3 separate regions of the Mus musculus genome follow, and regions 2 and 3 are each linked to region 1. The links are chromatin loops, found by intact Hi-C in ENCODE. Cell type or tissue: heart. All regions are shown on one strand.

Region 1 (8,000 bases):
GCTCCTGCTTTTCCTCAGGGTGTTAATTCTGCCCAGAATACTTAACTGCCTTTCAAATGACCTAGTTTGTACAGCAGCTTCTCTGGATGAGCACTACTTAGCTTCTTGTGCTTTGGCTTCTGTCCCCATACTGTAGTTGGTCCTGTACTGATACTATGTCTGGTTTTGGATTATATGTCCCTTGCCTGGCTTCCCCAGAGTGAAGCCTGGACTAATCTCAGGCAGCAGTGAGAGGTCCAGGCTCTCAGGCAGCACATCTCCCTGCACTCTTAGGTGGACTTCCACTGCTGGATGTGTGGGAAGAACTGTAACAGTGAGAAGCAATGGCAAGACCACATCTCCTCTGAGAAGCACAAGGAGAAGGTTTTCCACACTGAGGATGACCAGTACTGCTGGCAGCACCGCTTCCCCACTGGGTACTTCAGTATTTGTGAGAGGTGTGTAGGCCCCTGAGGGTTCCCTGTGGAGAGGGCTGAGCCCATGGCCCTTCCATGGTCTTTTTATCTGCAGCTAGAGTAGGAAGTGGGTGGTAGCCTGGTGCTGTGACCTGGCAGGCGCTGGGGCCCCCAGGAAGGGTATCCAGGTGCACCTGCCCACACTTTCACCACCTTTGGAGTTTCAGAGCTCTGGCATGTCTTTGCTCATAATCAATGCTCAGAAAATTAGTGGCTTTTAAGTTATATTTTCTATATAAACTTAGAATATAGCATTGGGTTGGAGGGATGGCTTAGCAGCAGGAGTGGTTGGGTTGGGGAGTGGGGGGAGGGGATAGGGGATTTTTGGAGGGGAAACTAGGAAAGGGGATAACATTTGAAATGTAAATAAAGGGAATATCTAATAAAAAAAAAGAATATAGCATTGGGTTGGAGGGATGGCTTAGCAGTCAGGAGCACCTGCTGCTTTTTGAGAGGCCCCAGATCTGCTTCTTATTACACATATCAAGTGGCTTACAGCTACCTGTAACTTCAGTTCCAAGGGATGAGACATGATCTTTCAGTCTCATACATACTCAGGCATATTCATATACATATAAAATAAAAAACAAGTACTAGGTGGTGGTGGCACACACCTTTAGTCCCATCATTCTGGAGACAGAGTCAGGCAGATCTCTGAGTTCAAGGCTAACCTGGTCTACAGAGTGAGTTCCAGGATAGCCAGGGATGCACAGAGAAACCCTGTCTTGAAGAAAAAAAAAACCCTCCCTCAAAATTACTGTTTGTATTTACTTACTAAATTTAGAGCCTCTGACTTGGGGACACAATCAGAGTTATGGGATGCATAAGGCCCAATATCACAAGAAAACAAAAATAAAGAATCTTGTTGGATAATTTTAAATATCATAAAATCCTTAAAATATTTTTCTTTTTACATACCTTGCCCCCAAACTGAGGCAGGGAAGATGATCCAGCAGGTTTGAGCACTACTTACTGGACAGGCATGAGGACCTGAGTTCAAGCCTCCAAAATCCATGTGAAAAGCCAGACATGTTTGCCTATAGGAAGGGCAGGGACAGAGGGCGGTTGGAGCTTAGATCCCAGCAGCCTCACTTAGTTTGGGTGAGGTACTCTTTAAGGGAATCAGGTGGAGAGCAATGTAGCCGGGCACCCAGTGACCTCCTTTATGTCCAACACTTCTCACTGAGCTAGGCCCCCAGCCCTTGCAGGACTTGCTGACGGACAAACACTTTTAAATAGTTCATAGTACTAATTCCCTGTTGTGTATATTGTGTCCATAGAAGATTTATGTCCCGGGCTTACGTTTCCTAAGTGGGTCTGGGATGCAGCTCTGTGGTTAGGAACATGTACTTAGTAGGCAGGAGGCCCTCTGTTTTATCCCCAGCAGCAAAAAGAGAGAGGGAAAATGCCAACTTTATGACTGCAGAAGATGTATGCAGATCAGACACACAGCTGGAGGAGAATGTGTTTTCAAGAGTCATGACCCTATTTCTAATTGCATCATATACTCCTAACAGGTATATAAATGGCTCCTGCACAGAAGGAAGCAGCTGTAAATTTGCACATGGAAATGCTGAACTTCATGAATGGGAAGAAAGAAGAAAGGCCCTACAGATGAAATTCAAGAAAGCACGGAAAGATCACTTAATTGCCCCAAATGATAATGACTTTGGAAAATATAGTTTTTTGTTTAAAGATTTAAAGTAATATGCTGGCTTTTATGTAACCCAATCAGAGCACTGACCAGAAAAATTGCAAGTGTTGAGAGGCACACAGCAGAAGAGCTGCAGATTTCTGCTTGATTGGCATCTATCGTTCCTCCTGAGCAGCAACCCACAGTAGATAGGAAAAAGGCTGTTTGACAGGCCTGGCTAAGCTCTTGCGGAGCCACTGGCATCAGATGGCGAAGGGACTTGCTGCCAGGTTGCTGTCTGTTGGACAGAAGCTCGGATGAGGTGTGCTGGGGAAGGGGTAAGGTTGAGGATGACTCTGAGGTCAGAGCCACAGCAGTGAGTGTAATGCACAGTGGGATCGGAGTACATGATGGATGAAATTCCTTATGTGTTTTAGTGGAATGAAGTTATTTAATATAATAAAGTCTGCTACTTATCTGTATGTAGGTTGCTAAAAAGGATTTTCTTAACTCAGATTTTTAAGCCAAATAACCATTTAGCACTAGTGTCTGTTAAATGGGTTTTTCTGTATTTGTCTGTCTCACTGTGGCAAGGGAACCGATGATGATCATGCACATCAATATTTGGAAAATAATCAATTGACACAAATTTTATTTCTTGGTCTTTTGCTGTTTAAATAATGATTTTTGAAAGATTCAACTTGTACTGCTGGTATTGTGTAGTGTATGGACCAATATTGCTTGTAATAAAAGATCTTACATAGAGATGACTTTCATAGTTTTGGTGTGGTCCTTTCTCCTTCAGGAGTTATTGGAACTGGGTTTTAGAGAGGTTTTGTTTGCTTTTTGGTGTGTGGGGTGCTGGGGCTTAAGCCTAGCACCTTGTCTGTGTTAAGTGGACACTGTGCCTTTGAACATAGAAATAGCTATGAACAAGACACATAGAAAAGCTCGTCTCCCTGCAGCCCTGATAGCTTTCAGAGGCAGGGAGCAGCAAGGAGGGAGGAAAGCAGCAGGGCAGTGGTTGGTGGGCCAGGGTGCTCAGCATGCTGCCTGTGAGGCAGGGGCTCCACGAAGAACCAGTCTGTTAGTTGCCTGATCAGAATCACTTCCTCAGGACGAAGCTCAAGAGGTAGGATGCTGAGAAGCCTAGGAAAGAGTTTGGGCAAACTGCAGGTTGTTAAGGTGAGTAGTGTGTGGGGTGGGGGTGGGAGATGGGGGTCACCTCCAGGACTCTGGTGATAGTATGGAAAACTAATACTAACTGGCACATGTTAGGACTTGGTTATCTCCATTGGGTGGTTTTGTTAAAATAATCTTACAATTTTATGTGTACAACATTATAACCAGTGCCCATGGAGGTCCGATCCCCTAGCACTAGAGCTATAAACTTTTATGAGCCTCGTGTGGATGCTGGGAATTGAACACTGGTCTTCTAGAACAACCAGTGCTCTTTTAATCACTGAGCAATCTCTCCAGCCCCACATAGGAAACATTTGATCTAGATTATTTTGCCCTCCCTACCAACTTTACAAAAAGATTTTATTTTTAATTATATGTGTGTGTACCTTGGAGGACATCAGATTACCTGAAGTATGAGGTAGTTCACTACCTGTAATTTAGAACCAAACTTGGGTTTTCTGCAACAGCAGTATTCTTACTACTGAGCCTTGTCTCCAGCCCCAACCAAAACTTTATTTTGAAATAGGGCCTTGCTAAATTTCATAGTCTGGCCTTGAAAACTCTATGCAGTCCTGGTACAAGTGGTCCTCTGGTTTTCTCGAGTGGTTGGGACCACAGTTGTGTGCCACTAAGCCTGGTTTAAAAAATTATACACAACTCATATAAACCTAATTTTGGGAGGAAAAATGAAGATAATTCACCCTGTATCTTAGGCTGGCCTTGCATTCTTATTGCTTGGAGGCGTGAGGCAGACAATGTCCTGACTCCAATACTTTCCAAACTTTAATCACGTCTGCTATGTTTCTGTGGATTTGCCCATCAAGCATGGGTCATAGAAATGGGATTACACAATATACATCCATCCTTTTACTTAGAGCTGGGTTCTTTTGTTGAATGTAATTACCACTTATCAGTACTTGTCTCAAGGTTTCTACTGTTGTAATAAACACATGAACAAAAGCTACTTGGGGAGGGAAGGGTTTGTTTTGGTTACACTTTACCATCATTGAAGGAAGTCAAGGTAGAATCCTGCAAGCAGAAACTGAAGCAGAAGGCATGCAGCGTTATTACTACCCCATTACAGAGCAGCCCGGTCTCCGTTTTATTACTGTGTCCTCCAGTCCTTCTCGCCTCTGCACGAGGCCTCCCCGCCCCACTTTCTGAAAAGCAGAGATAACAAACTGCACCCATGTCCTGAAGGGTCTGTCAACAGTGTTGACGCACTAGCGACAATCTGAGCCCTAACAGTACCCGGAAGGGCCGACCAACGGAAGGACTCGCTAAGGAGACACCACCAACTAGCTTCCGGACGCGAGGATGTAGCGTCAGCGCAGTGAATGAAGGACAAGGTCTAGCTTGAGTGACTGCAAGCCTGCGCAGAGTCGCTACAAGAGAGGCGGGACCGGTGGAAGGCTGACGCGGCCGCGAGTGCTGCGAGCACCCGCGCAGACTCCATGGGCTCGAGGGCGTGGCCCCCAAAGGGCGTGGCTTCGCGGGAAGCCGGCATTCGCGCAGGCTCCGAGTCGGAGGGCGGGGCATCTCTGAAGTGTGGCTGACGTGGAGAGTCCGGGTTAGTGAGCGCCGCTGGCTGCGAGGTCCGGGAGTGACGTGCGGGGCCGGGTCCCCGGGCCCGAGGTGGCGGCAGCGACGGTATAAAGCCGGCCACGGGGAGCATGTAATGTCGGAATGCGGAGGCCGCGGCGGCGGCGGCGGGAACAACAGCGAGGACGCCGAGGACGAGGGTGGCGGCCCCAAGGGCTCAGGCTCCCTCAGCCCTGCCGGGGCGGCGGCGTCCTTGGAGGGCCGGATCCGCCGCGGCTTGCGCGGCGCCTCGCTTATGGCGCGCCAGCGGCCAGAGCTGCTGTGCGGGGCCGTGGCTCTCGGCTGCGCCCTGCTCTTCGCCCTCAAGTTCACTTGCAGGTGAGGCTGCCGGGACTCAGGCTCCGCGGCCAGAGCTATGCCACCCCGGCTGCGCGGGGCCAGCTCGGGGCCTCCGGGGTCGAGGGTTGTTTGTCTTCCTCGGGGAAGTCGAGCCTGACCTTGCCTGCGACCACAGGCTTGACCTTCCCGGCGGCCGCGGTCCCCCACTCTCCTAGTTCGGCGTGGAGGCGTTTCCAGGGTGCTGCTCTATATCAATTATGTACCGAGGGCGTTTGGCCCTGTTTCTGAGCTGCTTCTCACCTGTTGGGGTCTCTCGGGGTGCACATGTCAATTCTTGCTCAGGCTATAATGCTCAGTTTTAATTCATTCCATTTTCCTTAATGCTTGCAGTGTGATGATTCACAAGCCATTTAGGGGTCTTAGTCGCTTTTGGGAATCCAGGCAAGCCTTTGATATACTGACAGTGCACGTTTGTACTGAGCACCCGTTAATGCTGAAGACAAAAATCCCCGTTCCCTGGAGTTCTCATTGAAGTGATGATATACAATAAACAAACACTTCAGAGACCTTAATAAGTGCTATGCAGGGAATAGAAGGATGAGGTTGGGTAGGGCAGAAAGGGCCTTCATAGGAAAATGGCATTAGCCACTTACACAAGGAAAGGAAGGGGCAGAGGTGGAAGAGCTGGGGTAAGAGCTATTACAAAACAGTTAAGTGCAAAGATCTGGAGTCTGAGCAAGCTTGGTCTTTTTGTGAAACTTGGAAAAGGCCTGAGTAGGCTGGAGTTTAGGAAGAATGGAAGCTAATGTGCATCTTTTCAGAAAATTGTGTAGATAGATACAAAGTTTATATTTCAATTATACTCCTTGCCTCAGATCATCAGTATATCATTTGACATTGCAGTTTATAAAATCTGTTATCACTTGACATATCCTCTTGGCACTTCTGTCCAGAGGGAGATTTATGTGGGCACAGATTGAGTGTAATGAACACAATATGAGATCCCTGAGGTCAAGATGGGCCAAAAATTAGGAGTTTTAGGGGGAAGAGACTCGTTTTTTTAGTGTTTGCAATGTGTTAGGTGCTATGCTAAAGTGTTTAAAGCCAACTAAAAGTGTTTGTCACCACACCTGGCCTGGAGTTTGAATCTTGAGCAACTAGACTGGTACTGTCTTTATAAGGAAAATACAGAAAGTATTTTACAAGGTGGAATGTTGCAACCTGTCATTTGGATTCATATTAACAGTCCTTTTCCCACGTCAAGGAATTGATTTACTTCAGTTTGCCCAGCTGTGAAAACAGTGCTCAGTGTTTGATCTGAGACACGTGACTTGGTGGGTGACCTCTGAGAGAAGATTGAAGAGTTTAAATCAGTCTGAGGAGCTGTCAGGATGAGCTCCTCAACTGCTTTTGGCTGGGAGAGAGAGCCTGCAGCCTCACTTCCTCAAGCATCTTTCTATGGTGCTGGCAATGGGACAGCCCTTTTAATAAACTCAGATGAATTTTTAAGGACTTTGTTTGATAGGATGGTGTTAAGATATTATGGTACAACTGACCCTGACATCTTTGTTGCTCTTTCCTTAAGATCTTTAATAAGGACAGAGGCTTCAGGAAGAATATATCAGGTCTGTTTTTCAAATTTAATTTTATTCATAGTACAACTCTGAAATAAATGACTGCCCTCCTCAGTGTTGAGTGCTTAGCTTAGTTCAGAGTAGGTGGTCTATAAGAAGGTGAATTTGGAGTTGAACCACAGTGAGTTACTGTGGGTGTTCAGGGCCTCTGATCTTTGCCCACTTCTGTTTATGGGCACTCAGTCTCCATGAATCCATTCTGCTTTCTTTTCTGTGTTTGTTTATTAGGAGTAAAGTGGCATTGTGTATAGTTGCCTTTAGGAGGGAGATTTAAGGTATAGATTTCATTTCAATCGAATTTACAAGCTAGCAGTATGGCTTAGTGGGCAAAGCACTTAACTGCACAAGCCTGACAATGTGAGTTTCATCTTCGAGCTCACGGTGGAAGCAGAGAACAGATTCAGGTTATCTTTGACTTCCATGGGAATGCCTGCACTCACACACATGTGCACAGGCAGTAAACAATAGCTTTTTCTTTTTTTTTCTCCTAAGACAGGGTTTCTCTGTGTAATCCTGGCTGTCCTGGAACTCACTGTGTAGACCAAGCTGGCCTTATACTCAAGAGATCCACCTGCCTCTGCATCCCTGAGTGCTGGGATTGAAGGCCTGGGCCACCACACCTGGCCATCTTTTTTGTTTTTAAACATGCCTTTATTTTTCACTACCAATTCTTGTTTTTGTTTGTGCTACACAAACTTAAGAGTTGTAGGAAGTCTCTGATTTACATGTAATTTTTGAAAAATGTAAAGCAAAACTTGAGAGATTGATGAAAAGGGTCTGTGGTAGAGCAGAGGGCCGTGTTTCTCTTTCCTGGCTGTTTAGTTTTTGTTTGGTTTGTGTTTTATCTGACTTTTAACTTTAAGAACTCCTCTGCACCTGTAAACAAATAATAAGTTGATGTCACCTGGATTTATCCCCAGATTGCATTATTTTATGCTAAGCGTGCAGGTTTTCTTTTTGTTTCTTTTTGGGCCTAGGCCTCATGTAGTCCAAGGTGATTTCAGACTCCTGATCCTACTGCCTTCTCCACTCAAGTGCTTTCATTACAGGTGTGTATAACCATGCTTGGCTTTAAATAAAACAAAAACCAAAAAACCAAACAAACACTGAATTATGTGTGTATGTCTAAATGCGCATCTGTGTGGGTTTGTGCACATGAGTGCAAGTACCCACAGATCCCAGAGGCATTGGATGCCCCAGAACCTGAGTCACAGG
Region 2 (8,000 bases), 69 kb after region 1:
ACATAGTTCTTTCTGCCCAGGGTGCTCCATTCCCTGACCTTTGATCACTAGGTCTCAAGTTGAGTTCAACTATGCACCTGGCCACACTTCGGCAGGCAGAGTCCAAAGATTCTGCTCCATACCCTTCAAGGCATAGGATAGTTCCCAAAACCTTAGTGCAGAACAGCTTGGCCCCAAATGGCACCCACATGGAGGTGGAGGAAGAAACTCTGACCTAGTTTACACCAGCCAGGAAGGAAGCCTCTCTCAACCAGAAAGCCTCGGCTGCCTGGCCCCTGGCTTCCCCACATTCCCAGAGCTGCGTGTCCCAAGAGAGCTCTGCTGGCTCCATCAGTTCCCACAAGCCCACACAGCCAGCCCACACAGGACACCCACTCCGCCTCCACCTGCACGTCTTCCTGTGGGCTGGACCAGAAGGCAAGGCAGTGGCAATTCAGAAAGGGAAGTTTGTGTTTGGGGTCTGGGGTGGTTCTGGGATCGGAAGTGGAAAGTCAAACAATGGCACCATGATCTAAGGGAAACAGCTGTTCTGTGACTAATGAAGAAACTGAGGCAGCTCAAACTCCTGCTCACTATGCCCACTAGGCTTGGAGGTGGACAGAACCAGATATATGCCTCTCACCTAAAAGCACAAACAATGACTTTTGACCCAGCCAGTCATGCCTGCTCTGTGGCCTCCATTAGGGCTTCTGTTTCTTTTTTCATTTAGCAAACGTTTCCTGAGAAGTTCTGGCCAGACATGATAGCCTCAGAAGGGAGGGCTCCTGAGATTGCCCCGGCATCCCCTGCAGGTCTGGCTACCACCCATACTTCATGAACATGCCCGGTGGTGGCCTCCGTCCTTAGGACTGAACTTAGCACTTTCTCAGCAGTGACTCCTGGAGCTGCTTTCAAGACTCCCGATGCTACCTCTTCCCACACTGGCCAGCACCTACACCCCTACATGCACCATCTTTCCTAAGGCCCTCAGCTCTCTGCAGTTCTGGTTTACAGAGTAGTACCCTGGCTGTCATCTTCTGGCCTGTGCCCTCCCGAGAGACTAAGAAAAGGTCACTGCCCCTCAAGTTCACAGCTATGTTCTACTGCATACATACTCAATAAAGACTGACTGAGTATACCAAGGCCAGGCATGTGATGATGAGCTGAAAGAGAGCTGGCTCTCATGGGATCAACCAGAGGACCCTATTTTTGAGCCAGCTCCCTAAGTCCAGACTTCTCCCAGTTGCCTACTCACAGGTCCCCATGCCTGCTAGGAAGCAGCCATGGGGAATAGAGGATGTAACCCAAGTTCAGGGCAGGGCCAAGGCATGGCAGTAGAGGATGGCAGGTCTGACAGCTAACTGACAGCTAGCTCAGTGGTTCTCAACCTTCTTAATGCTGCGACCTTATAATACAGTTCCTCATGTTGCGGTCACCCCCAACCATAGCATTATTTTCCTTGCTACTTTGTAACTGTAGTTTTGCTACTGTTATGAATCACAATGTAAATATCTGTGTTCCGGGTGGTCTTAAGTAACCACATATGAAAGTTTTGTTCTACTCCCAAAGGGGTTGTAACCCATAGGTTGAAAACCAAGGTAATTCTTTATGCTTGGGGTAAGGTAGGTGGTAACAGGGAAGCAGAACCCAGAGGATGCTGGGATGCCCTGCATCTGGCTTGTACAACCCTCTGCATAACCACTGACCACCCCATTTCATTCACCAAGGCCCATGGGTCAGGCATAATTTAACCCAGCTGAGGGAAGTTCCAGGACCACCTCAAAGCTATGCCATTACATCCACCTTACTCCTCTCTACTTGCCTTGATCATCCCATTCTGCTTATGAGGAAACTGAGGCACAGGGTCAGACCACAGACCATCCCACGTACCCTGTTCGGGAGCAGCTGCAGTGACAACTTTTAGGTGAGCACTGGTCAATGTGGGTCTGGGCACACCACAGCCAGTTCAGTCTGCAATGCTGAGAATTGCTGGGCCTGGTTTCTCAAGGCCCAGACCAATGGGTAACTGGTCCTAGAACACACTGGTCTCAAAATGACATACAGTGTGGTGACCTCTGGGCAGAGGTCTCCTAAAATTCACACTCTCCTTTAGGTCTTCCTTGGAAAGGCGTCTGTTATCCCTACCTCTTCATGGGATCCCAAAGCTAACCTTTCACCCCACCCAGAAGGCAACAAGGCAGGCCAGGTTCTCACCACTCTTATCCACAGCAGGCTGTTCTTAATGTCTTGCCTTTTTCTCTGTAACTTCTTGTACCTCAGGGCACAAAGCCTGGCCTGGACCCATGTCACAAATAGCCTCTTCTCTGGGGACATCCTCTGCCTACTCATCACTTAACTGGGCACATCACCAGTGCTATTGTACTCAGCTGGGCACCACTCTGCCACTCCATCCAAAGCTTCCACCTCCCAGGGCCTCCAAGGCAGTGAGAAATACTGCCCTGCTTTCAGGGCCAACTAACATCCAGGGGCTTCCTGCACTGCTCCATCCTCCAGCAAGGCCACCTTCCAAGTGTCCTCTTCAGGGGACCCCAGACCAGAAGTATTTCCTGCTCAGGGTTCTGCTTGGTCAAACCCCAAAGGCACCATCACCGAGGGCTTCTGCCATCCAAGAGCTTAGATGGAGGACCAACAGCAACAGGAAAGAAAAGGGAACATCTATCATGGCTGTGCCCATTGTCCTCTCCCCTCCCCTTCCTCCTCCAGAAGAGAAATCTGCTCCAGATGCCACCCTACTCCCAGTTCTTATGCCAGGAAAGGAAACTAAGACTAAGAAGTTTGGGAACTGCCCGAGGTGAGCTGCAATCTCATAGTCCAAGCCTGAATTCTGCCCCCACTCGTCAGGGTCCCATCTGGCCATACAACTCTGGCGGTGATATAATAGTCGATGCTGAAAAGTTCCTTGATGCCACACTTTTGAGCTCCAACATCTCATGTGGATCTCTCCAAAACTTCTGCATCAAAACAATCCTAGAACCGAATGACTGCTCTTCCTACTTGACAAATAATCTGTAGCTTAGAGAAGTTAACTCGGTCCCCAAGGTCACACAGTTTAAAAAGTGGAGGTGCAGATACCCAGGAAGCCCCGATCCTAAATAACCGATTTCAAACCTGATTCTAAAACGTCATATGTCTGACCTGTCTTCTTTCTCCTGAAAGCTGAGCACAATGAGTCTGTGTTTGACCCCTCCTTAGGAGATAGTCTAGGTGACCTGGGTCGAGAGGACTGGACACTAATGACAAGCGTCCCAGCAGCTCCCGCGTGCTGAGCGCGGGCGGTGTGCAGGCGCGGTGCCAGGCGACGCCGCGTCTCTCCCACTCTATCGAAGGAGCAAGGCGAGGCGCTAGGGAAGTAGGGGCCTGTTCAGGGGGCGACAGCTGAGGAGGAAACGACAGCTGAAGACAAATCAAGTCCGCCTGACCCCAGTTTTTTTCCCTGGGGGGGGGGTCCCAGAGACCCATTCAAGCCCACGCCGCGCAATCACTGCCGACCCGACCTGGGACCAAACGCTGCGGCTCAGCCTCAGTCTCCCCACCAATGAAACGAGCGCCAGATTTTCCCTGGGCCCCCGTTCCCCTCGATCCCATCTTGACCACGCTGGGGCGCTGCCAGGAACCCCGTCAATGCGGAGTGAGTGTTCCGGGCAGCCCGGAGGATCCGCGCAGGACATAGAACCGTGGGTCACGGAGAGGGGCAGATGCCCAGCCAAGCAGCCTCCGCCCCCCGCTACCTCCTTTGTCCCAATCCCGCGGCGGAGGACAAAGAGCCCCCGCCCGCGCGCGGCATCTGCCGCGCCGACCCGCCAGCGCCGCACCCCGATCCATCCGGCGCGTCCCTTCCCCCTACCCGCCTGCTCTGCCCATCCCTGCTGACCATGTCGCGGCCCGCAGTCCTGTGCAATTAGCCAGCAGCAGCCCCGCCGCCCCGGCTCCGCCTGCGCGCCAGCCGGGTCGGCCGCGGAGCCCTCGCCAGACGCCAGAGCCCGATCAGCAGGGGGCGAGGTGCTTGGGCTCCGCCCTGATTGGGGGCGGGGCGCTCTGGTGCGACCAACTGGAGATCGCGCTGGGACGGCGGGGCGGAGCGGAGCGGGCTGGGTGGAGTCACGTGCGCTCTGGGCCCGGAGGCGCACAATGGGCAGAGGGAGTGTAAGCAAGGGGGTGGGTAGTGTTTCTCAGCTGGCGGCTCCCGGAGCTGGGGCAGAGAAGGCGGGAGGCCAGGCTTCCTTGAGCGCTTATTGGGTGCCGGCAGTACTGGGCCTGCGCCTGGCGTCCTCTTTCTTCGAGGGTCAACCCAACGACAGAGGGGAAACTGAGGCGCACAGCGGTAAGAGTGTGATACACCGCCCGGAGATTACAGGCAGAGACGAATGATTTTCTTTCCTTTTCTCATCTTTTCTTTTCTCTTCTTTTCTTCCTTCCTTTTTTCCCCTTCAATTCCATCATTATCCTTTCATCTATCCACCCTTCTGCACTGATCATGTATCTTGCTGCGCCCTTGAGCCACTAGCCAGACAAACCAGGTCCTGTCCTCAGGGATGCGGACTCAATAACCTCTTAGTTAAGCCTTCACCAAGTGCCGTACTCTGTTCAGTCCACTCAACAACATCAAAAGAACGCCAAATAAAAACATACCGACCCATTTGACATGAGGAACTCAACACTCCAGAAGACTTAAAATACTCTGATGTGCTGTCCTGGAGGCAGGATTTGAAGCTAGACACAACTGGCTAGGAACACAAAGGTGCTAATTGGTGTACTGACTGCCCCCCAAAAAGAGTCTGAGAGAGGATGGGACACTCCGTGATGGCCACCAGGAACTCCACAAAGAGTTTGAAGACCTCTGAGGCCCAAGGTACTTGGGAAGCCAGGAAGAAATAACTTGGTTGGGGCAGATAAGACTGGGATATCCCCCTGGGAGCTGGGAAGCTAGGGACTGCTAACTTTCTTAAGGTCCTGCACACAAGCTGAAGTGTGGGAACTCCCTCACTTCACCTCAGCAGAGTGATTCCCCTCCATACCTCTCATCCTTTGGCCCATGTCATTTCTTTTATCTTAAACGTTCTTCCACACCATCTTTCAGATCTCAGCTTCACACCCTTGCTCTCTTTCCCAGTCAATGGACTTTCATGTCCATTGGGAAATCGTGTTTTCTAAGGGCATCTCATTAGCTTTCAGTCTCCGTTTCAGGACTAAGACTGAATCGTTCACTGGTGAGCCTACAGAACAGTCAGTACACAGTAGGCTCTTTATAAGATATAATGAATGAATAGTAAGATGGCAAGGCTGTCTCTGCTGCTGAAGGACTGGGCTGAGGAAGTAAGCTGGCTTTGGTGTAGAGAGGCAGAAGGAAGCAGGGCTCTGGGCCAGCTGCCGTAGAGCCTAGAGCCTGATGGCTCTGAACAGCTCCTGTTCACAGACCTGCCCATCGCTGTGCGTCCTCAGAGCTCCTGCCTCTCATTAGTGGTCTAGGCCTGGAATAGGTAGGTCCAGAACTCCAGAGCTGGGGCTGGCAGGGAGATAAACACGAGCAGGTATATATATGACTGAGGGGAGGACGTGGGGAGAGGTGAGCAGCATACCACAGAAATGACTTCAAATCTAGCCTTGCCTACTGGAGGGCTAACCTAACCTCTGTGTCTCACTTTTCCTCATCTGAAAAATGGGGTCATCAGCAAACAAACCTCATGGAACTGGGAACCCATCAAGTAATGGGCACAGGGGAAGGACGCCTACCTGCTCACTGGTTACCTTACTAACATGGGTAAGTTTAGAGAAGACTCAGATCACCACATTTGGATTTTGGCCGGTGACTTCACCTCTCTGAGCCTCAGCTCCTCGGCTTCATGGTGGGTCTCCTGCATCCCACTGTTGGAGATGGTGAGAAAGGCAGTGACTGGCAGAAACCCAGATAGCTCTGTTACCTCGCTGGTGCTAACAATAATAGACAGGACTAATTTCAAAAGTGGCAGGCTAATAGAACACTTGTCTAGCATGCAAGAGGACCGGGTTTCATCCCCAGGACTGCATAGAGAGGACACAGCAGCACACATCTATAATCTCAGTATTTGGGAGATAGAGTCAGAATCAGGAACTCAAAGGTCTTCCTTATCTACATTTTGAGTTTGAGGCCTGCCTGGGCTACATAAGTGCCAGTCTGGCACTTAGAATGAATTGATTACTTTACTAAACACTGCATATTCCCAAACCCAACCCCTAATGTACAGATGAGGACACTGGAGTACAAACAAGTATATGCCTCAAAGTCACCCAAGAGAGTGTCACAATGCAATAGTTGCTTTGAACCTGAGATTCTGTTTTGTTGTCATTGTTGTTGTTTTATTTGTTTTTGGCTTTTTGAAACAGGGTCTCTCTGTGTAGCCCTGGCTGATCTGGAACTCACTCTGTAGATCAGGCTGGTCTCGAACTCACAGAGATCTGCCCACCTCTGTCTCCTGGGTGTTGGAACTAAAGGCATGAGCCACCACCGCCTGGCCTAGATTTTGCTTTTCTTATGAGCTCCCAGGAGTGGGTGATAAGTGGAAAACACACTTTGAGCAGTCAGTGGGTAAGTCAGCTACTGAAGGTGGCAGAGGCTGCAGGCATCTTGCCTGTGGTTGAGCCACGGGGGCAGCTGGGAGCCCTGCACTTATAGCCAGGAGCCTGCTTTACCCAGGCCCTTACTCTCTCTCCGTGACAAGCAGGCAGGATGTCTTGCTCTCCTCTGGCAACCCGCATCCTCTCTCTGGGCCCCTTCTTTCTCTATGGTGACATCTGGCCCAGGGTCTTCCCAGTGGGACTGGCTGGAGGTTCTCAGATTTTCATTAACAAGAAAGATAAGGGCTCGCTGGGGCCCAGCTGGGCCTGCTGTGGGCCGGCCTGGCCCTGTGCCCACTTCCCCAGAACGCCAGAGGCACTGGGACAAGACGTGGCTTGCTGGGGCTGGGTGTAGAGAGAGAGGCCTGGGAGGAGACACCCTGCAGCAGGGCCTTCCTGCACAGCCAGCAATTAGGAGGCTGAGCCGGTCAGCTGCCTCCCAGGAATTCCCAGGAGAGGCTTAAGCCTAAAAACAAAGTGAAACTTAGTTGCCCACAGGGAGTTTCCTGGCCAGGGAGAGGAGAACCGCTGGTGAATTCTACAGAATGAGGCTAGGTGGAACATAGAGAATTTCCCCTTCTGCGAAACAAAAAGCAAAGCTCAGGCCTCACTGAATGCTGAATAGCCAGCTTCATTGTGTTATCTGTGGCGGGTTCTGCCTCTTACATACAGAGAGAAGGCTTCCTGGCCCATCTCAGACAGCTGACACTCCTGAGCTACAGGTGTTGTTTTCTAAGCATTTATGCCTCGGTTCCCTTTGTCTTATGAGCCAGATGTTGCTTTCTCATTTTTGACAGTAACACACTGGTCCCTTTTTAAATGGTTCTATTTCGGGGAAAATCACTGAATGTTAAACAGGTATTGCTTACTTTCCTCCTTGCTCAAGTGCTGAGACTTCAGGCTTGTACCACAGGCCCCAGTTTTTGTGGTGTTTAACTGAGTAGAACCAGAGTTTTGCCCATGCTAGGCAGGCCTCTGCTGACCAGCTGCATCGCCAGCATAGCCAGTAGTCTTGTGTATTTCACAAAAGGCTCTTAGCCCTGCGTTTGTCCTCCATAGTCCAGAACCATAACTGAGGGGGCAGAAGTGCAGCTTGCCTAACCCACATCTGTCGTCTGGCAGGGGACTCGAGGCCAGGAAGACTGAGAGTTTTGGACCATCCTGAGCTACGTAATAAGACTTTATCTAAAGGAAAAGAGGAGGAGAGAACAGAAGGAAGGAGGGAAGGGAAGGAGAGGAGAGGAGAGGAGAGGAGAGGAGAGGAGAGGAGAGGAGAGGAGAAGAGAAGAGAAGAGAAGAGAAGAGAAGAGAAGAGAAGAGAAGAGAAGAGAAGAGAAGAGAAGAGAAGAGAAGAGAAGAGGACGTCCTCATCCTTGGATAACTGTCAGTCACAGTGGAGATGAATCCCT
Region 3 (8,000 bases), 190 kb before region 1:
CCAACGAGGTGAGATACCAGTGCATTATACAATCCCACATTTGCAGTGTCTGAAGTAATCCTCCCACCCCCACCCCCACCCCCACCCCCAAATTTTTTGAGTTGGGGTGTCAGTTTTGAGACAGGTATACACCAGGTATCACAGGCTAGCCTGGAACCTGATCTATAGACCTGGCTGACCTCAAACGCATAATAACCCAGTGTTGGGAGTGTTGTAGTGACAGACAAGAGCCTGCCACACACCTGGCAGGAAAATCCTCGAGAAGAATGGAAATTTCTCCTGCACTTAATTTCATTAAGCACGAATTATCAATCCCAAGGGAGGTAGGATGGGGTCATTTTCAACCTCAGTCTTCAAGAAACAAAAGTACCTACCCTGAGCTTAGACACAGTATGAAGCACATGTTTAGCAGAGTAGGGCTGGGTCTGACCTCACACTAGCCTTTCCACCCTTCTGAATCAATGATACTATTTCAGAAAGGAATAAACTGACAGCGCACTTGGTTACAACTGAACAAAGGAGCTATATGAAACACACATTACTAAAACTCCAGATGTGGCATGCACTCGGCATTGGGGAGGGGACGGGAGGCTCCTGCCTCCAGTTGCTCTTTCCAAAAAGGCCATTTGGTCTCTTTTAAATGCTTTGTTTGGCTTGAGACCTAATGATTTTTTTGAAACTTCCCTTGAATTCTTATTACGTTTGTATTTATTTATCTTGTGGATTCATGTGCTAGCCACAGTGTTTCTGTGGAAGTTAGAAGACAACCTGCAGGAGTCAGCTCTCCTTCTATCCTATGGGTCCCAGGGCCAAACACAGGTCATTAGTTAACTACAAATGCTTGAGCCAGAGTTTTGATACTAAGTGTCTCCTTGAAAGATAAACTGGCCAATTTCCTTTGGTTTCTCAATTTCAGTTCTTCCTCTAATGAAGTAAAGGAATTTCTTCTGCAGACATCCAGGTCTATGACGAGCCCTTTGGTCACATTCAAAGGGAAAAGTTAGGATTAAGGTATCTATCTCTGGTGAGAGGACATAGGCTCAGCATACATGAGGCTCTGGATTTACCCCTTGGGATCACAAAGTATTTCAGAGTGCCTGGTTCCCACCATTGTCCCAGAGGGACTAAGATGCAAGCCTGTCCCCACTCTTCACTCAGCTTTTATGGAAAGAGTAACAATGAGCCCTGTTAAAGGACTTAACACCAATCATTTAGCTGAGCAACCAAAAGTCATTACTAATCTAGGAGGCAGATGCTATTGTGTATGCTTGCTTTGCTGCAAATTCCACCTTAGTTGCTCTAACTTACGCATCTTTAAAGGATGGAGAGGTGGCTCAGTCAGTGACGTGCTTGCTGGGGGACATACTTCTAACTCCAGGACTGGTGTGCTGAGGCAGACACAGGATGATTTCCAAGACCAGCTAAACAAAACAGTCTAGCTAGAACGGTGAGTCCTGGGGTCAGTGAGAGACCCTATCTCCACAAATAAGGAAGCAAGACAGAAAAACAGCCAGGGTTGATTGCTGGCCCTCCTACACATGTGCACATGCAAACACACCTGCACACACATACTAAATTAATTAATTAAAAGTATATTGCTGGGCTGGTGAGATGGCTCAGTGGGTAAGAGCACCTGACTGTTCTTCCGAAGGTCCAGAGTTCAAATCCCAGCAACCACATGGTGGCTCACAACCATCTGTAATGAGATCTGATGCCCTCTTCTGGAATGTCTGAAGACAGCTACAGTGTACTTACATATAATAAATAAATAAATCTTTAAAAAATTAAAAAAAAAGAAAATCCCAACTAATAACCAAAACACGAGTTTAAAAAAAAAAAAGTATATTGCTGCCGGGCGGTGGTGGCCCACACCTTTAATCCCAGCACTTGGGAGGCAGAGGCAGGCAGATTTCTGAGTTCGAGGCCAGCCTGGTCTAGAGAGTGAGTTCCAGGACAGCCAGGGATATACAGAAAAACCCTGTCTCGAAAAACCAAAAACCAAAAACCAAAAACCAAAAAAAAAAAAAAAAAAAAAAAAAAAAGCATATTGCTTTATGTGGTAGAGCCAGGATTTGAACCCAGTACATTGGGCTCCATCACCTTTTGGTGGATGCTGGCACACACGTTTTTGTTAACATTAGTGTTAAGTTAGACCCAGTAATTTGCTTTGGCAGATGAACGTAAACTGTAAAAACCCCTCCATTAGTCCCCTCAATAAGACCACAGTTCCATAAACTTTGCTCTTGAGCAACAAAAAGCATCTAACGTTTTTTTAAAGATGCACAGAAATAATTTAAAAAACAAAAAATTAAGACTGCCCTTTGCTCCTTTGCCCTAGCACCCTCTCCGCTCCATGAAACACCTGAGTGCAAGTCTAGAGACTGGGTGCAGAGACGAAAATCCAGCTGCACAGTAAGAAAAAACAGAAACTACGAGGGTAGGCGGGTCCTCCTAAGGGAATCCAGATCCCTGAGTCCAGCAGGAGAATCAACAGCCAACACAAGCCTTCCCTGAGTCACTCCCATCTCCACGCGCAACACCCAGGAATGACTTAGCACCAAAACATCAAAACATCATCAGGACTCTTCAGAGGGAGGCTTGAAGACACAGACTCCGACAAAGGGACTAAACTTCGGTATCACTGAGCACAAGCCGTCACAAGCACCTGCCTCTCACTTCCAGACTCCCCACCCGCTCCACCTCCCTGCTGGTGGTATTGGCTTGGGCAACGCTTGAGCCCCATTTAGGTTCAGCATTGGGCAAGAAGGAAAGGGCTTCAGGACACAACCGGAGACTTCAAACGATGAGCTAGAGGAAGACATGGAGAGAACTGAAGCATGAACTAACAGCCCAAATACAAAAGGCACAACCGGGAGAGGGACGCTGCGAGGCTAACTGGCCAGCTCTGGGGACACAGGTGCAGGGAAGAGGAGGGAAGAAGACAAAGCTGTCCTAACACTGAGACCTCTGGGGACCCGGAGCTGTCGCTCTGGTTTGCTGTGTGTGACAGGGGTGTCTAGAGATGCTCTTTGCCTTTGGAGAAAGAGGAGTCACTGGGTGGAAGAGACCTGGAACAGAGAATAACTAAAAACCAGGGGCTGGTAACTGGAGCTGAGTCCCAGGAGGGTCACGGGAGAAAGAGGGACTAAGGCAAGTACCAGAGATCTGAGAATCCGGGGTGCGGAAACCTGTCAAAGGGATCGGCTGTCTGGGAGGGAATTGGGAGCAAGCTCTGCTCTAGGAGTTGGCTGTCACTGGTGAGGCAGAGGGACAGGAGCGCCAGCCCCGGGATAGTGGGAGCGGTGCAGGAGACTCCGGGCCAGGGCTCCGAGCCTGCGAGCGACCCCGCGGGGGTCTGCAGCGTGTGAGCACACCGGGCCCGGAGCGTGCGGCTGCAGTGGCGCTACGGGGCGGGTGACAGCAGCGGGGCCGCCACTCACCGCTCATGTTGCTGCTCCCGGGGCCGCCGCCTGCCTTGCCGCCGCCGCCGCGTCTGCAGCCGCCGAGCTCCACACAGGCCGGGAGAACGCGCGCCCCGCCCGCTGGCCCCGCCCCGGAAGCAGTGACTCTCCTAGGGCCCGCCTCCCGACCCGGAACCAAAATACTCGGGCAAATCGACGCCCCAGGGTAGCAGGGAAGAGAACCGGCACCTCACAAAATCAATGCCTCCCAATCCCCGAGCCAAGAAAAAGACATCCATTTAGACTGAAGTTCGGACAAGGATGCGATATACGCGTACCGAGAGCTTGGAGTAGTGTGTTGCATGTCCGTCAAACCAGCACTCGGGGGAAGGCAGGTGGATCAGAAGTTCAAGGTCAACCTTGAACTACTCAATGATTTCGAGGCTAGATGGGGCTGCTTGAGACTGTCTCAAAGAGAAGAGAGAAAAAAAGAGTAATGGGCCTGCAGGGCCTGGTGGTACAGGCTTTAAATCCCAACATTCAAGAGGATAAGTCAGGAGCCTGAGCTGCAAGAATTCAAGAGCTGTGGATGGCCGGCGTGGTAACGCACGCCTTTAATCCCGGATTTCTGAGTTCGAGGCCAGCCTGGTCTACAAAGTGAGTTGCAGGACAGCCAGGGCTATACAGAGAAACCCTGACTCGAAAAAAAAAAAAAAAAAAAAAAAAAGTTTGGTAGAGAGGGCACATGCCTTGCATGCAGGAGGCCCAAGCTTCAACTCTCTGTACAAACAAAAACAAAAGGTGAATTCAAAGCCATTCTGGGTAACTTCTCAAGACTCTCGAAATAAAAAGTAAAACCGGAGTGGTAAAACCGGAGTGGTGGATATAGTTCAGTAGTTGGAGTAGCACGTGCAAGGCCCTGCAGGCAGGAGAGTTTGTACTTTCTTGATGATGGATGTGGGAATAAAAGTGCAAAGCACAGTGATGCAGTCAGAATTTGAAACTTCACTTACAATCCTGGTGTGACCATGCACACCTTTAATACCAACATTCACAGAAGAATCGAATTACTGCCTGAGGCACTTGGGAGAATTTGTGGTGGGTGTGTGTGTGTGTGTGTGTGTGTGTGAGAGAGAGAGAGAGAGAGAGAGAGAGAGAGAGAGAGAACTTTCTAGAATGAGAATGCATTGTAATGGGTCTGAGGAGAATGACAGTGGGTCAGTGGGTTAAGGGAACTACAAGAGTTGTCCAACTGACTCTAGGCAACAGTGAGAGGAAAGGTGGGTAGGTGCTGAGAGAACACAAGAGCTAAATTCACAGCAACTGTGAAATCCAGGGTTTTGCCCTATTTTAAATATGGAGTTGAAAGACTATTTTGCCTGCTGGATATGAGGCTGGAGTCACCCAGCCTGGAGAACTTAGGCTCTTGATCAGAAATAAGAAAATAATGAAGAGCTAGAAACTGTAGTAGCTCAGTGGAAGAACACATGTGTGCCATCCTGGATTTGATTCCAATAAAGAAAGGAAAGGGAGGTGACTAAACCTGCAGGCTGCCCTTTACCAGTGGTCTTAAGTCCTACAGAGGTTTCACATGGCTTCAGCTAAAATCTTCCACCTTCCACCCTGGGAGGACACAAACAGCGCTCTCTCCCCAGATGCTAGCATCTTCACGTGGAGCTCTCCAACTCCACAAATGAGGCAGACCAAGTGTGGAACAGGTCCTGCCTTCCTATAATCCCAGTCCAGAGAGAATCAAGAGCTTAAGGCTAGCCTGTAAGGAAAATGATATGTCGAAAAACCAAAAAAAAAAAAAAGAAAAGAAAAAGAAAAATGATATGTTTTGATATGTTTTGATACTTCACACATTAACAAGCCTCAAATGTCTTGTTACAGTTTCATAAAATAAAACAGTCATTCACTGGCTATTACCCTGCTCGGACTCACTCAGTGTCTTGCTCCTCTCCTCTCCTCTCTTCTCTCTCTCCTCTTTTCTCTCTCCTCTCTCTTCACTTCCCCCCTCTCCGTGTGTGTGTGTGTGTGTGTGTGTGTGTATGTGTGTGTGTGTGTGTGTGTAAACTGGAGGTAGAACCTAGTACATTGAGTATGCTAGGCAAGTATTCTATCTCCCCTAAGCCAATCCTCAGTCCTGACAACATTTATAAGGTGGAGGTAATAATGGTCTACCTTCCTTATAGTATTTTGTATGTGTAAAATGACTTAGAACAATCTCTGGCACCATTAAGCCTACATAGTGCACACACCTGCACTTGAGCTGAAAACAGTACCAGGTTCGTGTTTGTCAGCAGTAGCACATGCATTTTTATGAGCATGCTGGCACCTGCTGCATTTCACACAGAATTAGCCTGGCTTCCACTTATAGAAAAACATGGGACAATCTTGCTTTCTTTGGCCATGGGGAGAATCCAGTTTGTCCTCAAATATACCTACCATGTTTGTGGGTGCCTGATAGAAACATAATATTCTGGGGCCTAGAGATGTTGGAGAGCTTTTTGTTTCTTTTTTATTTGTTTGTTTCTTCTTTCTTTCTTCCTTTCTTTCTTTCTTTTTTTTTTTTTTTAAGGCAAAGTTTCTCTGTGTGGCCTTGGTTGCCCTGGAACTAGCTGTCTAGACCAGGCTGGCCTCAAACTCACAGAGATCTGTCTGCCTCTGCCTCCTGAGTACTAGGATTAAAGGCATACACCACCACCACCTTGTTTTGGTTTTGGTTTAGAGAGTCAAAAATTCAACCATGGGCTGGAAGGATGGCTTAGTGGTTAAGAACACTGTTCTTACAGAGGACCCGGGTTCAATTCCCACCACTCACATGGCAGCTCACAACTGTCTGTAACTCCAGGATCTGACACCCTCACATCTCCATGCAGACAAAACAACCAATGCACATAAAATAAAACTACATAAACAATGTCAACTACAAAACCAGAATTAAAGGACAAAAAACTGTATTCTTGGTTGGTAAACGGTCATCCTAACGACATCTAAAACACCAGCTCTCCTGACAGAAGGTTCTCAAAGCAGCTTCACACCAGTTAGGAAGCTCATTATCTAGTGTGAGTTGGCTTCTCCATCCCCATGACACTTTGCAAAGCAGTTGGCACACTTGACTTGCCGTAGTCACCCGTTTTTGTGGTGACAAGAATGGTTGCCCCCTCCTCCATGGCTGGAAGCGGGAAGAAATGGTCAGAATCCCCCTTGGGTTTGCTCTTGACACAGTCCTCACAGGTGCACTCTTCCACTGTATACTCCAGGCTTCGGGGAAAGATCCTGTCGTCACCAGCCCTGATCCTAGTCAGCTCGGTGTCGGCCTTGTCCAGCTGAGCCGATCCTGATGGTACAGAAGCAGGTAGGCATTCACCTGAGAGCCTCAGTGGTATTGTCATGCCATGCACAGCAGGACACAGCAGGACACAAGGCAGCACAAGACCAAGGATGAGTGCATCCTGCACTGAGAGTCGCCAACTAACACTACAGCCCCTGCAGGGCCCTGAGGCAGGTTGCTTTGTGGGAATAAGGAGCTTTTACATCTTGTCTTATATTGACCACATTTAAATCTCAGGATATATCACATGAAAAATCTACACAACCTGACTTTATAAAGACTACAAAATGTGACAGCAGGAGGGACATAGAGACAATGGGCTGGAGTCCATGGCATTGCTGCTATCTGAGTACTCTGAGCACGTGACAGATACCCTTACTGGTAAAGCCACAAACTGGATCAGTTCTGTACCTATTACCTATTTGGCTCTTGGAAGTTATGCGGATTTGACCTCATCTTACACAAGAAATTGCCATATATCACAGCACATCAGGGTCATCTTGTGAGTGACATTTTGGACTACAGAAGCTGAGCATGGTGGCATATACCTGTAATCCAGCCACCAGGAGGCTGAGGCAGGAAGAGTTTGGAGCTAACATGTTCAAGAAAGGCCCCAAGTTCAGTCTCCAATACCAGAAGGGAAAAGAATATGGAAGGTACATTTTAAGTTTATTTGTTGTGTTGGGATGAGTCACATCACAGTGGACATTAGGGGTGTTTATGGGAGTGGATCAAACTCAGCAACCTAAAGAGGTTGGCGGTGGTACCTTTTCAACTGAACGGACATCTTGCCAACCCCTAAAGATGGATCCTGCTGTCTGTTTTGTCCTAGTTTTCCTAAAATGGCATCTTACAGAGCATTTTTTAGCATGTTATTTGTTTGTGTATATGTAGCCTAGAAATCACTGTCAGCTGGTCTCCAACTTCTTTTATTCTATAACAACATGTATCAGTGTTTGGTGCGTGTCTGTGTGTGTACCATGTATATGCCTGGTGCAAAAGCATTGTTGGATCCTCTGGAACTGAAGTAACAAAAGGTTATGAGCTGCCATGTGGATGCTGGAAACCAAACCTTGATCCTCTGCAAGAGCAGCACATACTCTTAGACACTGAGCCATCTCTCCAGCTCATGGCTTGTTGGTGACTTTTTGCTTGCTTCAGCTGCCAAGTACTGATATTACAGGTGAAGACCACACTCCTGGATAAATCATTTTTAAATGAATTTCCTTTGATTTCCACATGGAAGCCCAGTTTGTCCCCAG

The links. Peaks named below come from ENCODE experiments on the same cell type or tissue, not always from the same donor. Only the 100,000 strongest peaks of a DNase experiment are listed, where the experiment ranks them.
Region 2: a loop joins it to region 1, with 3 times the contacts of the local background. A loop is called at or near these places in 5 of 42 quality-filtered maps.
Region 3: a loop joins it to region 1, with 4 times the contacts of the local background. A loop is called at or near these places in 2 of 42 quality-filtered maps.

The regions. Positions count from the first base shown.
Region 1 is chr16:11,131,458-11,139,457 of GRCm38, reverse strand. It overlaps Txndc11 (thioredoxin domain containing 11), which reads left to right and starts at 4,926. Exons shown (of 12, transcript NM_029582.2): 1 at 4,926-5,190. The coding sequence starts at 4,949. Zc3h7a (zinc finger CCCH type containing 7 A) reads left to right here. Exons shown (of 23, transcript NM_145931.3): 22 at 274-437; 23 at 1,973-2,864. The coding sequence ends at 2,162. In heart, a CTCF peak has its summit at 4,905; a DNase peak (open chromatin) is centred at 4,687; H3K4me3 peaks cover 3,319 bases; H3K27ac peaks cover 2,270 bases.
Region 2 is chr16:11,062,319-11,070,318 of GRCm38, reverse strand. Snn (stannin) reads right to left here and starts at 4,021. Exons shown (of 2, transcript NM_009223.3): 1 at 3,872-4,021. Gm9861 (a long non-coding RNA gene) reads left to right here and starts at 4,051. Exons shown (of 2, transcript XR_003951968.1): 1 at 4,051-4,321. In heart, a CTCF peak has its summit at 4,022 (motif pointing right); DNase peaks (open chromatin) are centred at 328, 3,308, 4,048 and 6,918; H3K4me3 peaks cover 4,335 bases; H3K27ac peaks cover 4,975 bases.
Region 3 is chr16:11,318,419-11,326,418 of GRCm38, reverse strand. Tnfrsf17 (tumor necrosis factor receptor superfamily, member 17) reads right to left here. Exons shown (of 3, transcript NM_011608.1): 3 at 6,351-6,744. The coding sequence ends at 6,461. Snx29 (sorting nexin 29) reads right to left here and starts at 3,515. Exons shown (of 21, transcript NM_028964.4): 1 at 3,441-3,515. The coding sequence starts at 3,447. In heart, a CTCF peak has its summit at 3,326; DNase peaks (open chromatin) are centred at 2,538 and 3,558; H3K4me3 peaks cover 2,244 bases; H3K27ac peaks cover 1,543 bases.